Regions from separate parts of the Homo sapiens genome. Here region 2 is linked to region 1. Evidence: read pairs that join two places in POLR2A ChIA-PET (ENCODE). Cell type or tissue: A673. All regions are shown on one strand. Links, peaks and the distances in the headings refer to the core of each region. The heading gives the core; the rest is flanking DNA.

The links. ChIA-PET counts read pairs that join two places held together with the same protein. Peaks named below come from ENCODE experiments on the same cell type or tissue, not always from the same donor. Only the 100,000 strongest peaks of a DNase experiment are listed, where the experiment ranks them.
Region 2: POLR2A ChIA-PET joins it to region 1 with 11 read pairs; 4 of 35 experiments call an interaction of 5 or more read pairs at or near these places.

The regions. Positions count from the first base shown.
Region 1 is chr2:26,056,675-26,065,011 of GRCh38, reverse strand. All of the region lies in intron 1 of RAB10 (RAB10, member RAS oncogene family), which reads right to left. It overlaps LOC105374333 (a long non-coding RNA gene), which reads right to left and starts at 4,501. Exons shown (of 2, transcript XR_939851.3): 1 at 1-4,501. In A673, for the core only: a CTCF peak has its summit at 5,300; no DNase peak of the experiment used is centred there.
Region 2 is chr2:26,119,445-26,127,781 of GRCh38, reverse strand. RAB10 (RAB10, member RAS oncogene family) reads right to left here. Exons shown (of 6, transcript NM_016131.5): 4 at 549-638. Among named protein-coding and RNA genes, the nearest start is that of GAREM2, 49 kb to the left of the region's middle. In A673, for the core only: no CTCF peak of the experiment used is centred there; no DNase peak of the experiment used is centred there.

The sequences.
Region 1 (8,337 bases), core at 299-8,298:
ATCAGAGCTCACTGCAGCCTCTAACTCCTGGGCTGAAGAGATCCTCCTGCCTCAGCCTCCTGAGTGGCTGGGATTACAGGTACACACCACCATACCCAGCTAAGACAGTGAGTGTGTGCGCACATGTGTGGAGACAGGAGTCTTGCTAGGTTGACTACACTGGTCTCCGACTCCTGGCTTCAAGAGATCCTCCCACTTCAGCCTCCCAAAGTGCTGGGATTACAGGCATGAGCCACCACACCCAGCCCAAACTGAAACATTCTTGAAAGAGAAAGAGGGTGTTAAAATGATTACATAATTTGTTGAAATATTTGTTCATCTGTTGAATAATTTGTTCATTTTTACTTATTTAAAAACTATTTTCAGGCTGTGCACAGTGGCTCCCAGCACTGTAACCCCAGCATTTTGGGAGGCCAAAGCAGGCAGTTCACTTGAGCTCAGGAGTTTGAGACCACCCTGGGCAACATGGTGTACACCCCATCTCTACAAAAAATGAAAAAAAAAATTTTTTTTTCCCAAAAAATTAGCCAGGCGTGGTGGCACACCCCTGTAGTCCCAGCTACTCAGGAGGCTGAGGTGGGAGGATTGCTTGAGCCCAGAAGTGGAGGTTGCAATGAGCAGAAATGCATCCCAGCCTGGGTGGCAGAATGAGACCCCACCTCAAAATACAAAAACAAACACTCTACAAAAACTATTTTCAAAAACAGTTGTATTCATTAAAGCAAAAATAAACGTCTGCAATCACCAAAGCAAAAGCTTCTGTGCTTATACATCCTTGGCTTTATCACAGGATTTGGACCTCATTATTATTTATTAATTACAAAGGGGAAGAGTACTTTCAATGAAGAAATATGGCAGGCTATATCCTACCAAAAAGCTCAAATTTATTATCTCCAAAAATAGAACAAAAGGACATTAAGCAGCTCCTACTGGATGAATTGAGAAAGACATTACCACCAAGGCGGGCAGATCAGCTGTGGTCAGGAGTTCGACACCAACCTGGCCAACACATAGTGAAATCCCATTATCTACTAAAAATTACAAAAATTAGCTAGGCATAATGGCACACACCTGTAGTCCCAGCTGCTTGGGCAGCTGAAGCAGGAGACTCATTTGAACCCGGGAGGCAGAGGTTGCAGCGAGCTGAGGTCACGCCACTGCACTCCAGCCTGGGCGACAGAGTGAGACTCTTGTCTCTCCAAAAAAAATGGTGAGAAAACAAATTGTGAAACATTCTATTAAGACTCATCGAAAAATGTCAATGTAACGACTGGATCTGTTCTAGATTAAGGAATATAAAGAGACAAGGCAATTAAATTCAATGCATGATCCTGAATTGAACTCTAGACATCTTACCAGAACCACCACTTGCCAAAATGCAAAAAAGTTGAGGAAGCTTGAATAAAGATTATAAAGTATATGTTATTTACTAATATTAAACTTCTTGCATGTAATGATACTGTGCTTATGTAAGACAATGTTCTTGTTTTGAAGAGGTACATGCTAAAGTATTTAGAGATGAAGTGTCAAAACATCTGTAGCTTACTTTTCAAATTTTCAAATGGTCTAGCAAAAAAAAAATCACATAAAGAATGTGAGTGAGCAAATGTAATAAAATGGTAATAATGAGAAAATCTACATGAAGGGTATATGTTCAATTGCACAATTTTTCCAGAGTATCAGTAGGTATGAAACTTTTCAAAATAAAAAGCTGAAAGGGAAAAGGGACATAAGGAACAGATGGTCCCTCTTCTCCCAGACGATCTGTCCAACATGACTGGAGTCTAAAACTGCCAAGGCTATCTACACAAGAAAGCGAGCCTGAGGAGGACAGTCTAATAGATTGACCATTAGATTTTAAAAATAACTAGATTCCTGATTCTTTTTTTTTTTTTTGAGATGGAGTTTCACTCTTGTCGCCCAAGGTGGAGTGCAATGGTGTGATGTCGGCTCACGGCAACCCCTGCCTCCTGCATTCAAGCCATCCTCCTGCCTCAGCCTCCCGAGCAGCCGGGATTATAGGCGCCTGCCACCATGCCTGGCTAATTTTTGTATTTTTAATAGAGACAGGGTTTCACCACGTTGGCCAGGCTGGTCTCGAACTCCTGACCTCAGGTGATCCACCTGCCGCAACCTCCCAAAGTGCTGGAATTACAGGCATGAGCCACCACACCTGGCCAAGATAACTTAGATTCTTGAGGTTGCTCAACAAACTAACCCTAGAAGTGGCAATTCTTTAGAAGGTTAAAGTTCTTTAAACTTTTTGTTGTTGTTTAAGCCAGTTTGAAGGGTTTTTTTCCTTTCCTTTATTTATTTATTTATTTATTTATTTTTGAGACAGAGTCTCGCTCTATTGCCCAGGCTGGAGTGGAGTAGCATGATCTCGGCTCACTGCAACCCCCACCTCCGTGGTTCAAGCAATTCTCGTGCCTCAGCCTCCCGAGTAGCTGAGATTACAGGTATGCGCCACCAGGTCCAGCTTATTTTTGTATTTTTAGTAGAGTTGGGGTCTCACCAGGTTGACCATGCTGGTCTCAAACTCCTGGCCTCAAATGATCTGCCTGCCTCAGTCTCCCAAAGTGCTGGGATTACAGGCATGAGCCACCATGCCCAGCAGCACTTTTGTAGTTGTGTTTGTTTGGGGAGGAGGGGATGGGCTGTCACTTCCAAATAAAAGCATCATAATACATAGATCCACTGGAAAAAGTATTGCCACCAAAATTACACTAAGGCTATGGAGCAGAGGATGGGCTGCAATGAAGGATTATAGTATTTATATTTTCTATGCTATACAATCTATTACTATGTTTTTAAACTAACAGGCACTACTTTTTAAAATTTAAGTTTAAATATAATTCCAACAAAAACAGATGTATATATTATTGCCTATTATGGGAAATTACCCTTACTATAGTAACTTACCACACACAAAAAAAATTTATTCTGAACCAAAAAAGACATCACATACAGAAACCCCAACTCCACCCCTTTTCCCCAAGCTCCTAGAACCATCAACTGTTCATGGTAAGAGACTTTGCTGTTTCAGCAGGTTCCTTTAAAAGCATATGATGTTTAGCCTGGGCAACAAACTGAGGCCCTGCCTGTATAAAAAAAAATTAGCCAGCTACATTGGAGGCTGAGGCAGGAGGAGCACTTGAGCCCAGGAGGTCAAGGCTGCAGTGACCCGAAATCGTAGCACTGTACTCCAGCGTGAGTGACAGCGTGACATTCTGTCTCAAAAACAAGGGGGGGTGGGGTGGGGAGCAGATATGAAGTGAAGAGAGATGACTACTTAAAATTACTGTTAAGCGAGAAAAATAAGACTGGGGACAATGACTCACACCTATAATTACCGCCCTTTGGGAGGCCAAGGCAGGAGGATTAATGGAAGGTAGGAGTTCGAGACCAGCCTGGGAAACCTAACAAGACCCTGTCTCTACCAAAAAAAAAATTTTTTTTAATTAGTCAGGCATGGTGGCATGCACCTGTAATATTAGCTACATGGGCAGCCAACACGGCTGTGGTGGCCTATTACTGTGCCACTGTTCTCTAGTCTGGGTGACAGGGCAAGACCCTGTCTCTCAAAGGAAAACAGGGCTGGGCACAGTGGCTCACACATGTAATCCCAGCACTTTGGGAGGCACAGGTGGGCAAATCAATTGAGCTCAGGAGTTCAACACCAGCCTGGGCAACATGGCAAAATCCCGTCTCTATAAAAATCACAAAAAATTAGCCGGACCTGGTGGTGTGCACCTGTGGTCCAAGCAACTTGGGGGCACTGAGGTGGGAGGATAGCTTGAGCCCGGGAGGCAGAGGTTGCAGTGAGCTGAGATGGCACCACTGCAATCCAGCCCAGGTGACAGAGCCAGACCCTGTCTCAAAAAACAAACGAACAAAAAAAAAAAAAAAAAAAAAAAAAGACAGAGATAAATGGAAAAAAAAATTTTCAACTGAGTATCAGCTCTTTCAACCTATATTTTTAAAGAAGCAAATCAAGTTATTTTATATAAAGAAACTACATCTAGTCTGTCTATAACCACTCCCAAAATTACATGTAACTGAAGAAATCACTCATCTAGAAGCTATTTTTCAACAAAGTTTTTTTCAAGTAGCAAAATGGAAGCTCTGTAGCCATCTTGAAAGACATTTAAGTCGGGCCAGCAGATTTTTTATTGTTGTGTTTTTGTAACTAGTAAGTTTTACTTTTTTAAAAGAAAATATCTATTTCCAGCTTCTCTGGCATAATGTGATAGAAAGAACATGGTTTCTGGAGTCTGACAGACCTGGATTAGCAATTCTGGTTCTACCACTTACTATTAGCTACATAACCTTCTTTGATAAATTACCTAATGTTTCTAATCCAAAATTTTCTCACTGGCAAAATAAGGATATACAATTTTCCTCAGAGAACTACTGTGAGAACAGGCCGGGCACGTTGGCTCATGCCTATAATCCCAGCACTTTGGGAGGCCGAGGCGGGCAGATCACGAGGTCAGGAGATCGAGACCTGGCTAACACGGTGAAACCCCATCTCTACTAAAAATACAAAAAATTAGCCAGATGTGGTGGTGAGCGCCTGTAGTCCCAGCTACTCGGGAGGCTGAGGCAGGAGAATGGCGTGAACCTGGGAGGCAGAGCTTGCAGTGAGCCGAGATCGTGCCACTGCACTCCAGCCTGGGCAACAGAGCGAGACTCCGTCTGAAAAAACAAACAAACAAACAAACAAAAAAACAAAAAAGAACTACTGTGAGAACAAAATGAAAGAGTAATAGATATAAAAGCACTTCACACAGTGCCAGGCACACAGCAGTTGTTCAATAATTTCCTTCTCTTTCCCCCTCCATATTAGAGAATTCATGGCATTCACACGAATTCACAAATTCTAAATCCAAACAAGCTTCTTCAGACTCTTGCCAATTAAGGAGGATTTTAAAAGACTGGCATTATAAGTAATCTGCCTCTACCTCCAATTCTAGCTATTATTATGTGTTCTTAGAACATGACCATGATGGTATGGCCTGAACTATGCTATGCAATCCCAACCTAGTTATGACAATCTTTTAATATTTTTATTGTGGTAAAAAAAACCCACATAATTTAAAACACATCAAAGCTATTAAAACTTACCACTAACAATTTTTAAGTGTACAGTTCAGTAGCAATTTTCAGTGTTGTGAAACGTATCTCCAGAACTTTTTCATCTTGCAGAATGAAACTCCATACCCATTAAACAACTCTCCTTCACCCCTTCCCTCCCCCAGCTCCTGATAACCACCGATGGACAGTTAAGTTGTCTCCACCTCTTGGCTATTGTGAATAGTGCTGTTATAACATGGGTATGCAAAGATCTCAAAACCTTGCTTTCAGTTCTTTGGGATATATACTTGGAAGTGGGATTGCTGCATCGTATGGTAATTCCATTTTTAATTTGTTGAGTAATTATAATTTTAATACCAAAGTACTCACAATTTTTACCCCAACAAATTTCTGAAATATTTACTTACCATGTGCTTCTCAAATTTTGCATTTAGGTTAAAAAAACAAAATCCCTAAACTAAGGGTTATTCTAATGTATGCTTGCTTATGCTACTAAATGTTAGAAGTTATATTCTAGTACATTGTGTTTATTTGATACATCTGTCTCTCCCACTAGAATAAAATTTCATAAGAACTTTGCTGCCATATCCCCAATATCTAGCACATACTGGACTATTCAAACATTCGAATGAATGAATGCATTAGCAAAACAAAAATATACTGCATCTCCAACTTTAAGTTTGTTGGGGCTCCTAAATAAAGAGTCCACTGTAATGATCAAGTACAGATTTCCAAACTGGTAAAGCAATTAGTGTAATACTTCACACTGCAACATCAACTTTTATAAAGCACCTACTATATACAAGGAACTGTATTTAAGATACAGAACTGTTAAATGTGGTCTATGATTTAGAGATCACTAGAAACAGATATTAAATCATTTTTGTCTTTCAAATATTTGAGAATGTACAGGCATTGTCCTAGGGAGATATAGAGGTGAGCAGACATCCCTGCCCTCAGCAGTTCAGATTCTAAAGGAGATGGCCAATTAACAAAACAAGTAAAACTTAATCAGAAGTCATATTAATTACTGTGTAGAAGTCAGGTAAGCAGAATGGTAGATCTGAACTGGAAGAGGGGAGCTGTTGCTATTTTATTATAGGATAGAAAGGGAAGACTTCACTGACAAAATGCTATCTGAGCAGAAACCTGGAAGAAATGAGAGAATATGCCACACAAGTTAAGTACCTAGGCAGAGTGGCTACAGCCAGAGAACAACAAGCGCACAGGTCCTGAGGCAGGAGTGTGCTTGGCAAGTTCAAAAGAGAGCAAAGATGAATTGCTGCAGGGTAAACAAAACAATCTAAGTTAGGAGTTGAAGCTCTAAGCAAAGAGGTATCAGATTTAGCCGGGGCACAGTACGGTGGTATACATCTGTAATCCTAGCTACTTAGGAGGCTGAGGTGGGAGGACTGCTTGCACCCAGGAATTCCAGGCCAGAGTGAGCAGCATAGCAAAACCCTGTCTCAATTTAAAAAAAAAGAAAAGAAAAAAGCATCAGGATATCATGTAAGGACACGGAGCCTTACATGTTCTTTCTGAGATTGAAAGCCACTAAAGGCTCTAAGCAGAGGAGTAGAAGAGTGACATATATGAATTCAACTTTAAATGAATCATTATAGGTGCCCCCTTGTCAAGAAGGGGTTGTAGAGGACAAGAAAGAAAGCAAGGAGGCCAGCTAAGAACTTACAATAATCCAGGCAACATGATGGTGTCATGGACCAGGCTGGTAGCAGCGGAGATAATGAGAAGCAGGGAAATTCTGGAGGTTAATCCAAAAGAATCTGCTAATGTGAGATACCAGTGAAGGAGGCATCAAGGATACCTCCAAGATTTTTAGTCTTCTTAACAAATATCTGAGTATCTACTATGGTCCAGGCTCTGTACTACAGTTCACATCTTTCCATTTAATTCAATCAATTTTTTCAAAGTAGGGGTTATCAGCCCCTATCTAAAAGAGAAGTTCAGAGAGACTTTAAAACTAGCCTTTAGGCCGGGCATGGTGGCTCACACCTGTAATCCCAGCACTGTGGGAGGCCAAGGCAGGTGGATCCCTTGAGGTCAGGAGTTTGAGACCAGACTGGCCAACATGGTGAAACCCCGTCTCTACTAACAATACAAAAATTAGCTGGGTGTGGTTGCGCCTGCATGTAAATCCCAGCTACTGGGGACGCAGAGGTGAGAGAATCACTTGAACTCGGGAGATGAAGGTTGCAGTCAGCAGCGATCGCGTCACTGCACTCCAGCCTTGGGGAAAGAGTGAGACCCCGTCTCTGAATGAATGAATGAATGAAAGAAACTTGCCTTTAGTCAAATAAGGGACAAAACAAATTTTAACTAATCCATGTTCTTTTTCTCTACACCATCCCCCCAACCACTCTAGCCACTGCTTCTTAATTTCTTGGCTGGATTCCTATCCTGTCTACACCTTAAATGTTAATATTCCTTATAGTTTTTATTTTTTAATTTTTTTTTTTTTTTAGAGACTGTCTATGTTGCCCAGGCTGGAATGCAATGGCTATTCATAGGCGCAACTGTGCACAATGCAACCTCAAATTCCTGGGCTCAAGCAATCCTCCTGCCTCCAGTCTCCCAGTAGCTGGGACTACAGGCACCCACCACCATGCCCAGCTTCCTTAGCTTTTGGAGGTCTTCTCACTCCATGCTCATTGAAGCCACTATGACTTCAAGTAGTTTTATTTCTCAAGACTAGATTCTACTCCTTACCTCCCAGACATAACATACAAATGTCTACTGGACACGTTAACTTAGATATCCTACAAGCACATGTCACAGGGTGGAATATCATGCCTCTCAGATCTGCTCCTTCTTGCATATTCCCTAAGTTAATGGCACCAATTGGCCCAGCCAGTGGCAGTACCAGAAATACGTGGCATAGAGCTAATGCTGCCACTCACGACGCCTCTATATAGCAAAGTACAAGCTTATTGTCAGATCAGAGTCCTTCATAGTAGGCACCACACAGTTTTTAGGGCCAGGCTCAGTGGCTCACACCTGTAATTCCAGCACTTTAGGAGGCAAGAGGATCGCTTGAGGCCAGGAGTTCGAGACCAACTTGGGCAACACTGCAAAACTCTGCCTCTACAAAAAACAAAAAAATCTAGCTGGGTGTGGTGGCATGCATCTGTAGTCCTAGCTACTCAGGAGGCTAATGGGTAAGACTGCTTGAGCCCGAGAGTTCAAGGTTACAGTGAGTTATGATCACACCACTACACTCTA
Region 2 (8,337 bases), core at 170-8,169, 63 kb before region 1:
TTAAATATTAATCTTATTCTGAAGGCAGTGGTCCCAACTAGAATATATAACACAGAATATTTCAGCAAGTCAAGCTCTTTCATAAAACAAACAAAAGAAAAGTAATCTCCTTACCCCAAAAGTTTATTTCAGATATTCTAAGTCAGATACTTCACACTGGGGGCAAACTTATGAGAAGCTCAACCTGACTCCTCAGGGTCTAATTTCTGCTCACCATAGGCTCCTGATTGTCACATTTTAGAACCATACTAATTGATACATTTCCTTAAAGTCCTAAGTTTAAAAACCGAGGATTAATGACTTATATTTTTCTCTCTTTGTAGTTTAAATAAGGCTAAAAATACTATGGGCACATTTGATTCTCCCATACATGTTAAATATGCACTGAAAAAAAATTCACTCAAATGATAAAATATTATTTCCAACAAGCATTTTAAAAACTATGTAATTAGCTTAGTGTGTTCGATCACTATTACTATAAAAATAATCAAAAGTAGCATTACCTTTACAAAGACAGAGCAGAGTATCAGTTTAATTCAGATTTTTACCTGTTCTCCTTTTCCTTTAGGTACAACTCTTTTGTCGTCCATATCACACTTGTTTCCTAGTAACATTCTTTCCACATCTTCATTGGCATGCTAAAATGAAATAAAATTTTACTTTTACATACTACCATGAATTACGGCTTAACAGTCTTTAAAAGTGACTTTATTCTCTCAATTTAGAGGGTCATTTCTATAGCTTTGAAGTTTTAAAGCAGTCACCCTAAAACTACTCCATACTAAAAGCCTACACAAATTCTTAGATTACCTAGCAAAAGAAACGCAATTCCCAAGACATATCCATGTCAAATACTATTTCCTCCCTAAAGGAGGCTGTCTACTTTCTAGGTATGTTCTTTCTTACCAAAAGAGAAGATACAAGCAAAGAAACTTGCATAATCTAAATCCAGGCTGGATCATTTCAGATTTTATAATGCATACTACCCTATAGAAGCCTTAATTAAACATTTTATAGAGCCTTAAACTCTCAAATAGCTGTGCTGCTATGGCACAAGGAGGTCCATGCAGAAAAATCAGTTAAAAACAAGTGGTTGTCCCCTTAAGATCCCAATGACAATTTTTGCAGAAATAGAAAGATCTATCCAAAAATTCATATGGAATCTAACATCAAAAGAATCTCTCTTTTTGAGACAGAGCCTTGCTCTGTTGCCCAGGCTGGAGTGCAGTGGTGTGATCTGGGCTTCCTGCAACTTTCGCCTCCCGAGTTCAAGCGATTCTCCTGCCTTAGCCTCTTGAGTAGCTGTGAGTAGCTGGGACTACAGGTGTGTGTACTACCATGCCAGCTAATTTTTGTAGTTTTCTGGTAGAGATGGGGGGTTTTGCCATGTTGGCCAGGCTGATCGCGAACTCCTGGCCTCAAGTGATCCACCCCCATCGGCCTCCCAAAGAGCTAGGATTACAGGCATGAGCCACTGAGCCCAGCCAAAATAATATTAGCTGGGGGAGTCAAATTTCAGAACTTACTGCAAATCAAAAAGTGTGGAACTGGCATAAAGACAGATACACAGACTAATGGAATGGAATAGAGAGCCCAGAAATAAATCCTCACATACTTAGTCAAATGACCCTCGACAAGGATGCCAAAATCAGTCAATAGGGAAAGGACAGTCTTTTCAATAAATAGCACTAGGAAAACCAGATATCCACATGCAAAACAATGAAGCTGGATCCTTATTTTAAACCATATAAAAAAATTAACTTGAACTAGATCAAAGACCTCAAACTATAAAACTCTTAGAAGAAAACATAGGGAAAAGCTTCAGGACACTGGATTTGGCAATGGTTTCTTTGACATGATACCAAAAGCACAGGCAATAAAAGAAAAAGTAGTTAAACTGTACTTCATCAAAGTTAAAAACTACTGTGCAACAAAGGACGCTATCAAGAGAATGAAAAGACTACCCACAAAAAGGAGGAAATATTTGTAAATCATGTATTTGAAAGGGAATAATACCTAGAATATATAAAAAACACCTAAAACTCCTAACAACAACAAAAAATGACAGCACTTTGGGAGGCTGTCAGGAAAATTGCCTGAGCCCAGGAGTTCGAGACTAGCCTGAGTAACACTGTGAGACCTCATCTCTACAAAAAATTTAAAAATTAGCCAGGCACGGTGGTGTGTGCCTGTAGTCCCAGCTACTTAGGAGGCTGTGGTAGGAGAATCACTTGAGCCTGGGAAGTTGAGGCTGCAGTGAGCCATGATCATCATGCCTCTGTACTCCAGCCTGGGGAACAGAGCAAGAACCTGTCTGGAAAAAATTTAAAAAAAAAAAAAAAAAAAAGCAAGCAAAGGATTTGAATAGACATTTCTTCAAAGAAGATATACAAACAAACAATATGCACATGAATAGATGCTCAATATCACTAAGATTAGGAAATGCAAATCAAAAACCACAATGAGAGATACCACTACATACCCATTAGTATGGCTACTATTAAAAAAACAGAAAACACATATTGGCGAGGATGTGGAGAAACCGACACCTTTGTGTACTGTTGGTAGGAATGTAAAATGGTGCAATCACTGTGGAAAAGTCTGGTGATTCCTCAAAAGGTTACACACAGAATTATCATATGATCCAGCAATTCCACTCATGGGTATACACGCAGAAGAATTTAAAGCAGGGACTCAGATATTTGTACACCAGTGTTCACAGCAACATTATTCACAATAGTAAAAGGGTGAAAACAACCCACATATCCAACAATGGGTGAATGAATAAACAGAACATGGCATATAAAAACAATGGAATATTATTCAGCCTCAAAAAATAAACAAGTTCTGACACATGCTACAATGTAGATGAACCTTGAAAACTTTATGTTAAATGAAGTAAATTACTTACAAATTGAACAAATACTATATGATTCCACTTATATGAGGTACCTATAACAGTCAAATTCATAGAAAATAGAATGGTGACAGTTGCCAGGAGATGGGGAAAGGGGGAGACAGAAATCATTGTTTAATGGATGCAAAGCTTGAGTTCAGAAAGATGAAAAAGTTCTGGAAATGGATGGTGGTGACGGTTGCACAACAGTAGAATGTACTTAACACCACTGAACTATACACCAAAATAATAGTTAAAATGAAAATTTCATGTTGTATGTATTTCACCACAATTTTAAAAAGTATTCAAAAACAACAATAGGCTGAGCACGGGGGCTCATGCCTGTAATCCCAACACTTTAAGAAGCTGAGGCAGGAGGAGCACTTGAGCCCAAGAGCTCAAGGCTGGAGTGAACTATTATCACTGCCACTGCACTCCAGCCAGGGCAACAAAGCAAGAACCTGTCTCAAAAAAAAAAAAAAAAAAAAAAAAAAAAGCAACAACAACAATAAGAAAAACAACAGCAACAAAACTGCCAAATGGCTGCGGTTACTTCATTTCCTGTAGCTATAAGAAAAAAAAAAACTAGGAAAGTTATAAAATATGCTGATTTAAAACAACATACAGTTGACCCTTGAACAATGGGGGTAAGGGTATACCATGTATAACTTTTACTCCCCAAACACTTAATTAGTAACAGCCTGATGCTAACCAGAAGTATTATCAGTAACAGTCGATTAACATATTTTATATATGTATTCTATACTGTATTCTTACCATAAAGTTAGAGAAAAGAAAATGTTATTAAGAAAATCATAAGGAAGAAAAATATATTTACTATTCATTAAGTGGAAGTGGATCATCATAAAGGTCTTCATCCTCAATGTCTTCAAATTGAGTAGGCTGAGGAGGAGAAAGAGGAGGGGGTTGGTCTTGCTGTCTCAGGGAAGGCAGAGGCAGAAGAGGTAGAGAAGGTGGAAGGGGAGGCAGGCACACTCAGTTTAACTTTACGGAAAAACATTGTAATTTCTTTTTTGCTTTTTCATTTCTTTAAAAATATTTCTATACAAAACCAATCCTTCTTTCATCATTTGCTTCAGTTTCAGTGCCTGTATCACACAATGGTCCATGTTGTACAGTAAGTCTAAAGCAGTCTTGAATAATCAGAACCCTTCTGCCAGATTGTCTACAGTCAATTTGTTTTCTGGCACTACTTCTTTGCCTTCTTCCTTATCGTCCAACGCTGGTTTGGAAGCACCGGCATCTTCATTAAATCATCTTCTGTTGATTCCTCTGGTTGATGTCTATTAGCTCTTGTCTTATCCACAGTCTCTTTCATAAATTCCTTGACTGGCTCTGCTACAAATCCTGTGAAATCATGCTCAACATCGGTACACAGTTTTCTCCAGCAGGAAGTTACTGTTTTGTGCTTGATGGCTTTCATGGCTTTTTCTATAACGATGGCATCTTCAGCGGTGTAATTCCTCCAGATTTTCATGATGTTCTATTGAGGTTAGAGTACCGTGTGTTATTAACCTTAAAGGTCCTCATGATCCCCTGATCTAGATGCTGAATTAGAGACTGTGTTCGGGGGCAAGTAGACCACTTCAATGTTTTCGGTGTTAAACTCATGGGGTTCTGGGTGGCCAGGGGCACTGTCCAACATCAAAAGAACTTTAAAGGGCTGTCCCATAATGGCAAGGTATTTCCTGATTTCAGGGACAAAGTATTGATGGAACCAATCCAGAAAAAGGATTCTCAGTGTTCAGGTCTTCTTGTTGAATGATCAAAAAACTGGCAGCTTCAAAAGACTTTTCCCTTCAGGTCTTGGGGGTTAGCAACTTTATACGTAAGGGCAGTCAGTCCTGATCATAAACCCAATTGCATTTGCACAGAACAGTAGTTAGCCTATCCCTTCCTGCCTTAATTCCCTGTGCTTTCTTCTTTTCCTAACACTCATGTCCTTTGTGGCCTGCCCCCCTCCCTGCCACCCCGAGAATAGGACACTTTTAACTGCATTAAAGACTTGTTCAGCGGTGCCCAGGAACTTGTCTGCTGTGTCTTAGTCAGCAGAAGCTGCTTCTCCTGTTAGCCTGCCATTTTTAGGCCAAGCCTCTTTCTAAAATTATCAAACCATTCTTTGCTGGCATTAACTCCTCTAGCTTCTCTTCCGTTTTGCTTTAAGTTGTCATATAATAACTTCACTTTTTCTTGAATATCATAGTCTACAAGTATGCCCTTTTTTTTTGTTTTTTTTTTTGAGACAGAGTCGCTCTGTCGCCCAGGCTGGAGTGCAGTGGTGTGATCTCAGCTCACTGCAAGCTCTGCCTCCCGGGTTCACACCATTCTCCTGCCTCAGCCTCCCGAGTGGCTGGGACTACAGGCGCCCGCCACCACGCCTGGCTAATTTTTTGTATTTTCAGTAGAGACGGGGTTTCAACGTGTTAGCCAGGATGGTCTCGATCTCCTGACCTCGTGATCTGCCCGCCTTGGCCTCCCAAAGTGCTGGGATTACAGGCGTGAGCCACCGCGCCCAGCCTACAAGTATGCCTTTCTTATAGCAATCCTGTACCCACATAAGAGCTGCATTTTCAACATGAGATAAAAAGGTATTCTGTAAAAAGTGCAAGGTTTCACACCTCCTGCTGTGGCTGCAGTGATGGCTTCACAAATTTTCTTTTATTTAAAATGGTCCTTATGCTGGATTAATTTATCTTGAAATAACGGGCAACCACAGCTGCAGACCTCATTCTACAGTACATATTAAGCAATTCAATTTTTTCTTGTAATGTCATGACTTTTCTGTTTCTCAGGATTGCTTCTGGCATCACTAGTGGCACTTTGTATAGGTCTGATGGTGTTATTCAAGGTTTATGGTATTGCACTAGACACGATGAAAACACGCAAGAACCACAAAAGACCTCTTTTGATTGCAATATGGGATTTACTGGAGACACAAACTGTTCACGGGGAGATGATCCACATCACATGGTGTTTTAAGCAGACACTTGGAAACATACGAGCTCACCAAAATAGCAACAGGAGGTGGCTACAAAATTATCACAGTAGTACAGTATGTATTAGTTATTTTTATGCAATTATGATTTAATACTGCATCTCTGTTACATTTCTCTTGATGCAAAAGGTGCCTTGTATGGGCTCTGTGTGTTTGAGTGTTAATAAATTTAAACTTTTAATAATAGATCTGTGTATGTTTTATGGTAGTAATAAAATAGACTAGTATCTACATATACTTTAGACATTCATAATATACTTAACTTTTTCTTAATTTCCCCCCCGCCCAATATTTCTAGGTTATGTGGCTTGTCTGTGAGTTTTTCAAGTTGTTGCAAGTCTCTAACATTTTTTCCAAAAGATTTGTTTTTAAAAACCTGTTTATAGAGCTGGGTGTGGTGGCACACACCTGTAATCCCAGCTTCTTGGGAGGCTGAGAAGGAAGAATCACTTGACCCCTGGAGTTTGAGACCAGCCTGGGCAACACTGCGAGTCCCCATCTCTTTAAACAAAAATATCCATGTGTAAGTGAACCTGCAGTTCAAGGGTCAATGACAGTTTAAAAGGGGGTAGACAAAGGTGGGATTAGGGAGGAAACAACTCTTTTGTTGCAAGGACGATACCCTTAGTAGAATCACAAGCTTAACAAAGAAAAATTATACCGCATGTGGTGGCTCACGCCTGTAAAGCCAGCACTTTGGGAGGCTGAGGTGGGTGGATCACATGAGGTCAGGGGTTCGAGACCAGCCTGGCCAATATGGCAAAACCCTGTCTCTACTAAAATTACTAAAATTAGCCGGGTGTGGCGATGCACGTCTGTAATCTCAGCTACTTGGGAGGCTGAGGCAGGACAATCACTTGAACCCAGGAGGTGGAGGTTGCAGTGAGCTGAGATGATACCACTGCACTCCAGCCTGGGTGACAGAGCAAGACTTTGTCTCGGGAAAAAAAAAATTATAATATACTATAAAGAAACTCGCTGGCTGGATGCGGTGGCTCATGCCTATAATCCCAGCATTTTGGGAGGCCGAGGCGGGCGGATCACGAGGTCAGGAGATTGAGACCATCCTGGCTAACACAGTGAAACCTCGTGTCTACTAAAAATACAAAAAATTAGCTGGGTGTGTTGATGGACGCCCTGTAGTCCCAGCTACTCAGGAGGCTGAGGCAGGAGAATGGTGTGAACCCGGGAGGTAGAGCTTGCAGTGAGCCAAGATAGCACCACTGCACTCCAGCCTGGGCAACAGAGCGAGACTCCGTCTCAAGAAAAAAAAAAAAGAAACTCCCTATTTAGGGATTCCATGGTCTTATCTGAATTTAGTGCCTCTTAATTTATGTTACTGCTAAAACAAAGGCAACTTGGCAAATATCCAGTAATAAGCAGCAATATACCAGGTGCTCCTAAAATCCTGCCATGTGCTAAAAGTAAGAGGCATTTTGATCTCAGAATCTAAGGATGGACTTCGGGGACATCAATAATTCCAAGGAGCACACATAAAACTTTGCAAGTTGTATAAGTACATCATTCTGGTAAGATTCTAATTTCTCAAAGGGGTCCATGATCCCAAAGAAGTACAGAAGCATGGTTTTAAAAGCTCCCAGCTGCTAAATGGACAAATTATCACAGTGACCTGTAATAATCTACCCACATCCTAAACACTGCAAGTTACCAGAGCCACTAACATGAACCTCCACTCAAAGAGAAGATAAATTATCTGTAGCTTTAGAAGTCACTGTTCTACTAAGAACACCTGTAAGTTAGGTGCAAGCAGGCTGATGGAACGAAGCCGAAGCCAATAAATAAATGATCAATGAAGTATAAAAAAGGGAAAATTACCTTATATATAAATTTATAAGTGTTAAGATATTTTCAGCCTGTTTTTTAAAAAAGCTTTAGCAATCAGACCACCAATTTACAACCTACTACACCTCCACGCCAACTCACATCAGTATTCTGGGGCTAGTGAGGAAATAGGTATAATTCTTTATACATGTGTACCATTTCAGAGCATAAATATAATTCTAGCTCAAAAATATATTTGAAAGTAAGCCTGCTGGGCACAGTGGCTCATGTGTATAATCCCAACATTCTGGGAAGCCAATGCAGGAAGATTGCTTGAGCCCAAGAATTTGAGGCCAGCCAGGGCAACACAGTAAGACCCCATCACCACAAAAATAAAAATTAGCCAGACATGATATAGCACGCTTGTGGTCCTAGGTACCTGGGAGGCTAGGCTGGGAGGATAGCTTGAGCTCAGGAGGTAGAGGCTGCAGTAAGCTGTGATTGTGCCACTGCACTCTAACCTGACAGAGTGAGACCCTGTCTTTAAAAAGAAAAAAAAAAAAGCAAAGCTAAGACCTGAAAAGACTTGGGATACACTTCTTTGAATAACAAAACACAAAAACTAAGACAAAGGTCAAAATAG